2 separate regions of the Homo sapiens genome follow, and region 2 is linked to region 1. A link is a contact called in ENCODE Hi-C or POLR2A ChIA-PET data. All regions are on one chromosome and are shown on one strand. The core of a region is the stretch at or near the end of the contact, and the rest is flanking DNA. Distances in the headings are between cores, read along the strand shown.

Evidence for each region. Hi-C counts contacts between places; a loop is a spot of excess contacts on that map. ChIA-PET counts read pairs that join two places held with the same protein, here RNA polymerase II (POLR2A). Pooled maps may share reads with other maps.
Region 2: a loop to region 1 is called in a pooled map, with 5 times the contacts of the local background. The contact joins the promoter of GIMAP2 here to the promoter of LINC00996 in region 1. A Hi-C loop is called at or near these places in 1 of 168 maps with a recorded cell type or tissue (CD4-positive, alpha-beta memory T cell), 11 of 37 single-sample maps with no recorded cell type and 12 of 50 pooled maps. POLR2A ChIA-PET finds 5 or more read pairs at or near these places in 11 of 52 experiments (CD4-positive, alpha-beta T cell, CD4-positive, alpha-beta memory T cell, CD8-positive, alpha-beta T cell and 6 more).

The regions. Positions count from the first base shown.
Region 1 is chr7:150,432,154-150,435,260 of GRCh38, forward strand. It overlaps LINC00996 (long intergenic non-protein coding RNA 996), which reads left to right and starts at 1,501. Exons shown (of 4, transcript NR_034033.1): 1 at 1,501-1,676. RefSeq lists an enhancer at 1,642-1,741.
Region 2 is chr7:150,684,106-150,687,332 of GRCh38, forward strand. It overlaps GIMAP2 (GTPase, IMAP family member 2), which reads left to right and starts at 1,601. Exons shown (of 3, transcript NM_015660.3): 1 at 1,601-1,680; 2 at 2,947-2,982. The coding sequence starts at 2,955. LOC124901774 (a long non-coding RNA gene) reads right to left here. Exons shown (of 4, transcript XR_007060589.1): 2 at 2,017-2,071. RefSeq lists an enhancer at 1,476-1,675.

The sequences.
Region 1 (3,107 bases), core at 251-2,750:
CAACAGGACACACAAGTCCTAGAACATTTAAAAACATAAGTAAATCCCCCTCCTTCTCCCACCTGGAGAACTTAGAATCGTCATGCCAACTTCTGGAGGCAATGGTCTTCAGATCCGCTTGGCTGTGGCCAAACTACAGGGTGTCATGGAGAAACACAGTCTGGTGGGAGGGGGCAGATGATGAAAGCAGAAGACAGGAAAGACAAAGACTTCTTGGTGTTATCTTCCATGGTGAGTGTGCAGTTTCCATATTCTCCAGCTATGAACTTGAACTCAATGGGAGAAATCTCCCAGTAAGATGTTATGTGGGTGGTGGCCGAGTAGGGGTGGGTTGGTCGCTGTGAACTGTCTGAGACTCTCCTGTCTTAACATTGGAGAAATGGAGACTTGAAGAGGTGAAGCAAATTTCCCTAGATGACTTGGGAACGTTGGGTTGTGGGGAGTTGGGTTTGAACTTGGACATTCAGTTTTGAATCCACGTGCTTACAGAGGGGTAGAGAAGGCTCTAGGGCATGAGAGTCAATTACTCAGCAGAGAAGGGAAAGGGAGAAGATTTCACACATTCCTGCCCTTCTGAGTTGATTTCAATCCTATCTGAGTAATAGACATCATTATGGTTAATATTTGTCTCTGATTGGTCGTCTTTGTTTTGACTCCCCCTGAATTAAGGATTCAAGGGCAAGTAGTTTATTTGAGAGTGGATCCCGAGAAACCCTGGTGGGGGAGTGGGAAAGTGAGAAAGAGAGGAGGCCACTGGAGGATGACTGGTAAGTTCATTTCCACTTTGGGCCACTGAGCTTGATCCTGCTGGGGAACCCTGGCAGGTACGTCTCAGATGCCAACCATGGAGCAAGAACACAGGGGTGTTCTTTCCATCTGGCCTTGGTGGCAGCATCTCCCAGGGGCACTGTGTCCCTGGTGCTCTGGTCTGTGGAGAGTCATAGGTGCTCTTGTTAAGCATCTGTGTGCACGGAGAGGAGAGTGCTTGGGAGGGATAGGGGGTGGCATCAAGGGCATCTGCAAACCTCAGGCAGCTGGAGGATGGCCAGGTGGCTGCCTCTCTGTAGCTCGTGTCCTGAAGTGTCTTTCTGTGCCCACTTATTTGTGCTCGACCTTGGGCTGCAAGTTTGTTGATAGTTACAGGGGGTGGCTCCAGCCACCGTGTTGGGTGTCTCACCCTGTCCAACCCCTGATCTTTATTGTGGACCAGGCTATAGACAGATCTTTGTCAGCTGCCCCTGTGAGTCTTCTGTGCAGACACCTTCCTGTGGAAGAGTTGGTCTCTGGTCACTGTTTCAAGTCTCTGCTGCGGCCACAGCTTTCTTATCTCTCACTTTGGGGATCTCAGGAAATGAGACACCAGGAGGTGTCTGCTGTACAAAATCCTATTTGCTCAAGGAACCTGCATATCTCAGCTCATGTTTCTTAATCATTTTTCTGATTCTAAAAAGTCGATGACAAAACTTCGATAGAAACACAGTTCTAGCATTTGGGATTGGAGGAAGAAGTGTATTCAGCATTCTACCTTCTTCCTGATTCTGTGAGCTTAGACCTGCTTCCACTTTCAATCTCTCTCATTGCAGGCTGAAGAGGACTGGCCTTTCAGTGGCCCTCGTGGAACGGTAGGAAGCTGAGCTGGACTCTCTGCCACATCGTTCGGTTCCCACAACAGCCTGGTAGGTCGGGGTAGTCACTTCCATTTGGGAGATGAGGAAGTCGAAGGAGAGAGCTAGAGTGAGCCAGAACTTAGGGCTGATCACAAATTGGATGAGTAATTGAGATAACTAGGATGGCCCCTAGCTAAGGCTGCAGGCAATGCCCCAAGGAGACTGTCACCTTTTTGTTACAATTTTCCAGGGTGTGATAGGACTTAGGAGGATGGTGTGTCTGTCCCTAGGACTGTAGGTTGTTCTAGAGAAAAACAAAATTTTAAGGACTTTTTCTTTGTGCATATGCCTCAGGTAGGCATCATGTGGGCCTAGGCAATAGGACCTAGGAAGGAGACTCCCCTGTTCCCAGGCCTGCCGCTCCTACTCAGGAGGCTGAAGGGTCCCCACCCCAACTAACCACAGAGTCAGACACATTCTTCCTAACACACCTTCCTCCCGACCTCCCAGCTTCCCTCTTTGTCACTGAAGTCATAGACTTTTTTTTTTGAAGAATTATCAACCTAAATAACAAACAGAAGCGATTCTCCAAAGATGATGAATTTATTTGGAAATGAGCAGCATGATTGTGATGCGGAGTGCCCGTGCCACAGCAGCCATGGGCGCATCCAGGAGGCTGAGGCAAGGGGAAGCTTTTAAGGGCACAAGGAAGACTGGGTGTGGTGACTCACGCCTATAATCCCAGCACTTTGGGAGGCTGAGTCGGGTGGATCACTTGAGGTCCGGAGTTCAAGACCAGCATGATAAACATGGTGAAACCCCATTTCTACTGAAAATACAAAATTAGCTGGGCATGATGGCACATGCCTGTAATCCCAGCTACCTGGGAGGCTGAGGCAGGAGAATCGCTTGAACTTGGGAGGCAGAGGTTGCAATGAGTCAAGATCGTACCATTGCACTCTAGCCTCGGCAATAAGAGCGAAACTTGGTCTCAAAAAAATAAAGGCAAAAGGAGGAGTGCACAGGAGTTGTTGAGTTGTTTTTGAACAAAGAGAACATTGGTTACTTGGGCACAGGAGTTGAGGTCAGATTCTTAGTGGAGATGGCATGTGAGGTGAGAGTGCTCCAACATGTGGCCGGCCGTCCAGTGACTCCTGTGGCAGGCTGCAGTTGGGAAGGCCCTTGGAAATAGTCCTTATTACAGGCATATGTGTGTCACAGCCTTCAGAGAGTCTTTGTAATAGTCCTTTTTTTTCCTTTTCTTTTTAGAAATGGGGTCTTGCCTTGTTGCCCAGGCTGGAGTGCAGCAACGTGATCATAGTTTACTGTAGCCTGGGCTCAACTCCTGGGCTCCAGTGATCCTCCCGCCTCAGCCTCACAAGTAGCTGGGACCATAGGTGTGAGCCACTGTGTTTGGCTGTAATCGTTGTTATTGTAGGCGCATGTGCATGAGGACCCTCCCTTCTTAGGCTCCTGACTCTACTTTGCTTGGGTTTGAAA
Region 2 (3,227 bases), core at 351-2,850, 250 kb after region 1:
GAGGAACAGTGCAAAAACAGAAGGACCTATCTCCAGTTGCTGGGAGTGAGACCAGTTGTTAGCTCTCAGCTGTTGAGCCGTCAGACCTGTCCAGAAATTAGCTTATGCTGAAGAGAGATGCCCTATGTAAGTCAAGTGTCTTTTCCAGAGGAAGTTTGCATCCGATGGGGATTATAAAGTTCTGCTCACTCTCCTTCATTCTGAAAGTCCAACCAAACTTTAGAACTCCCTGTAGAGTCTATATTTGTTGTGACTACATCTCAGTCTCACTTCTCCCTGCCTAATCCTGGGTTCTTCCCTTCTCCCTCTAGCACATTTCCTGAGAAGATTCCCTAATAAACTTCCTTCATCCATTTTATCTTCATCTCAACAGTCTGTATTCCTAGGAACCCAAACCTTTGCACATGTACATGTACATATCACTTATGTTAGGAAACGCAGTGATGTAATTTGCAATATTAGTAGGTCAAAAGGAAAAAGACATGGAATTATATCAGTCAACGTCAAAATAAAATTTTCTAAATTTATACCACAGATAAAAGACTTTAATGAAATAGGACTAAGCAAAGTATAGCCACACTGATTTTAAAATAAACTAATTAATTTCCAATAACCAACATCAATATTAATGATAAGATATTAGGTGCCCTACAGGTAAATAAATAATAAAAGCACATTAACTCACTTTTGAAAAGGTAGCAAGCAATTGTAATTATACAAGAGAAAGCAACATAAGATATTTTTGGAAACAAGGAGGGAAAATTATCACTATTTGCAACTGAGTCTATGATAAACCTGGAAACTCCAAGACAATCAAAAGGAAATGTTTTAAATGCTAGGATGTGGAGAAATAAGAACACTTTTACACTGTTGGTGGGACCGTAAACTAGTTCAACCATTGTGGAAGTCAGTGTGGCGATTCCTCAGGCATCTTGAACTAGAAATACCATTTGACCCAGCCAACACTCCAGAGTATTACTATAGACATTTCCTAGACAATTTCTCCCCACAGGGAGGTTCTCTGAAATTACAGAGCTGGACAGGGAAGAAAGGCCCAGAATCCTAGAAGCCATGAATGAGTTATGTAAAAATGTTTTGATGGTTAATGATCCTTACAATCAGACTCAGACAAAAATGTCCCCTCTCAGGTTCCCCTTTCTGTGCCCTTCTTCCCCTGGGCAGTGCCTATCAGAGGCTCCTCTTCTCTCCCAGTGGCATCTGCTTTAGAACAATCCCTGCTGCTGGTGTCAATGAGGTTTAAGCCCTTCTCAGGGGGCCATTTGCATCTAGACAAACTTCTAACTGTTGGGACATATCCCAGCTGGGAAGGACTGAAATCCACCAACTTCCTTGGCATTCATGCCTTTCTTTCCAGTCCAGATGAAATCATTAAAACACTCTTTTTTCACTTTTGAGAAGAAGAGACAGTTGGCCCACATGACAGCAAATAACTACTGATTAACTTTCCATTTAAACTGTTTATTTTGCATAATGGCATGAAAGAGAATTTCAAACACAGGCACGTGGTGGCGTTCATTAGCAGTCAGGAAGCTCAGGAAGATTCAAGAGAGGAAGAAGACCGACTGGAGTCTCGGTTTTACTTTCTTTTTCTCTTGGAGCTGAGCTATAAGACAACAGGACTGAACAGGGAGCCAACTGTTTCTTTGAACAGTAAATCAGGTAAGCCCAGATTTACGAAAAGTTCTGCAGTGTTGATTTCTAGGTCCCAAGCCATGCACAAACATTTTCATTTTTCTTAGAACAAATTTGTCCTATTTTAAGAGAAGCAATTTAGAGTGACTGCCTTTTCCTTAAGTGGAGCCAGTTTACAGGAAACCGATGTAATTTACTTTACACATTACTGGCAAAGAAAGAATTTCCATAGTATAAAGTCAATAAAAAGTGCTAACTGGGAAGAATTTGGGCATTAATCGGTGGCTTTCAGTTTTCTGTGCTTGTACGCTTGGTCTATGCCTGCCAGATTTAAGCAAGAGAAACTAGCTGATGAAAACGTACCGATATTTCTCACTCCATAGTAGTTCCTACATTGCAAGGGCTTCATAACCAGGGGCTGTTGGGGAATGAGAAAAATTCAAGCCATTAATGGATCAAGTGAAGTGTATTTCCAGCTTAAAGGACTGCACGGTTTCCCAGAGTCATAATCTTCATTCACTGAGTCTCTCAGCAAAGACTCAACATGAGGGAGGAGGTTTGGAGAGAGTAGAGGAGGGAAGGAGGCAAGGTGGGAAAAGAAAGAGAGGGAAAGGGAGGACTGAGCCTAAGGTGTAAGGGAAGGCACACCTACAGAGAAAGCTGACAGAAGCGAAGAGTGTGCAGGCAAAACAAAAACAGAAGGGAGCCGGGCTGATCTGTGAGAGGACGGGAGGAAGAAAGCGAGAGAGAGCTGGGCATGAGGCTTACAAATGAAACCCACTTCTCAGCCCCTCAGCAAGTGATTCCAGTTCTCTGTAAAGTAGGAAGTCATTCCTTTCCCACCCACCTTGTCCCTTATGAGTAGACAAATGAAACATGGTTGTTTAGAAATATAAGGATCTTGGCCTAGTGTGATGGCTCACGCTTTTAATTCCAGAACTTTGGGAGGCCGAGGCTGGTGGATCATTTGAGGTCAGGAGTTTGAGACCAGCCTGGCCAACATGGTGAAACCCTGTCTCTACTAAAACTACAAAAATTAGATGGGCATGGTGGTGCACACCCATAATCCCAGCTACTCGGGAGGCTGAGGCAGGAGAATCACTTGAACCCAGGATGTGGAGGTTGCAGTGAGCCGAGATCGCACCACTGCACTCCAGCCTGGGTGACAGAGTGAAACTGTGTCTCAAAAAAAAAAAAAAAAAAAAGAAAGAAAGAAAAAGAAAAGAAAAGAAATATAAGAATTTTTCATGATTTAGAACTGAAAAATAAGTTTCTTGTCTCTCTGTTTCTCAGGAACACCAATGGACCAAAATGAACACAGTCACTGGGGTAAGAAGGTGACTTCACGTGTGTGTGTGTGTGTGTGTGTGTGTGTGTGTGTGTGTGTGTGTGTGTGTTTGGCTCTTCTGATGATGTTGGGGCAAAATAAACAAGGGTGAAGGATCTTATTCTAACTCCCACAGCTACCACCACCAGCAGCTGAAAATTGTGGGGTTTTGTTTTCTTTGTTTGTTTGTTTGTTTGTTTGTTTTGAGACAGTGTCTCTCTCTGTCACCCAGGCCGGAGTGCAGTGG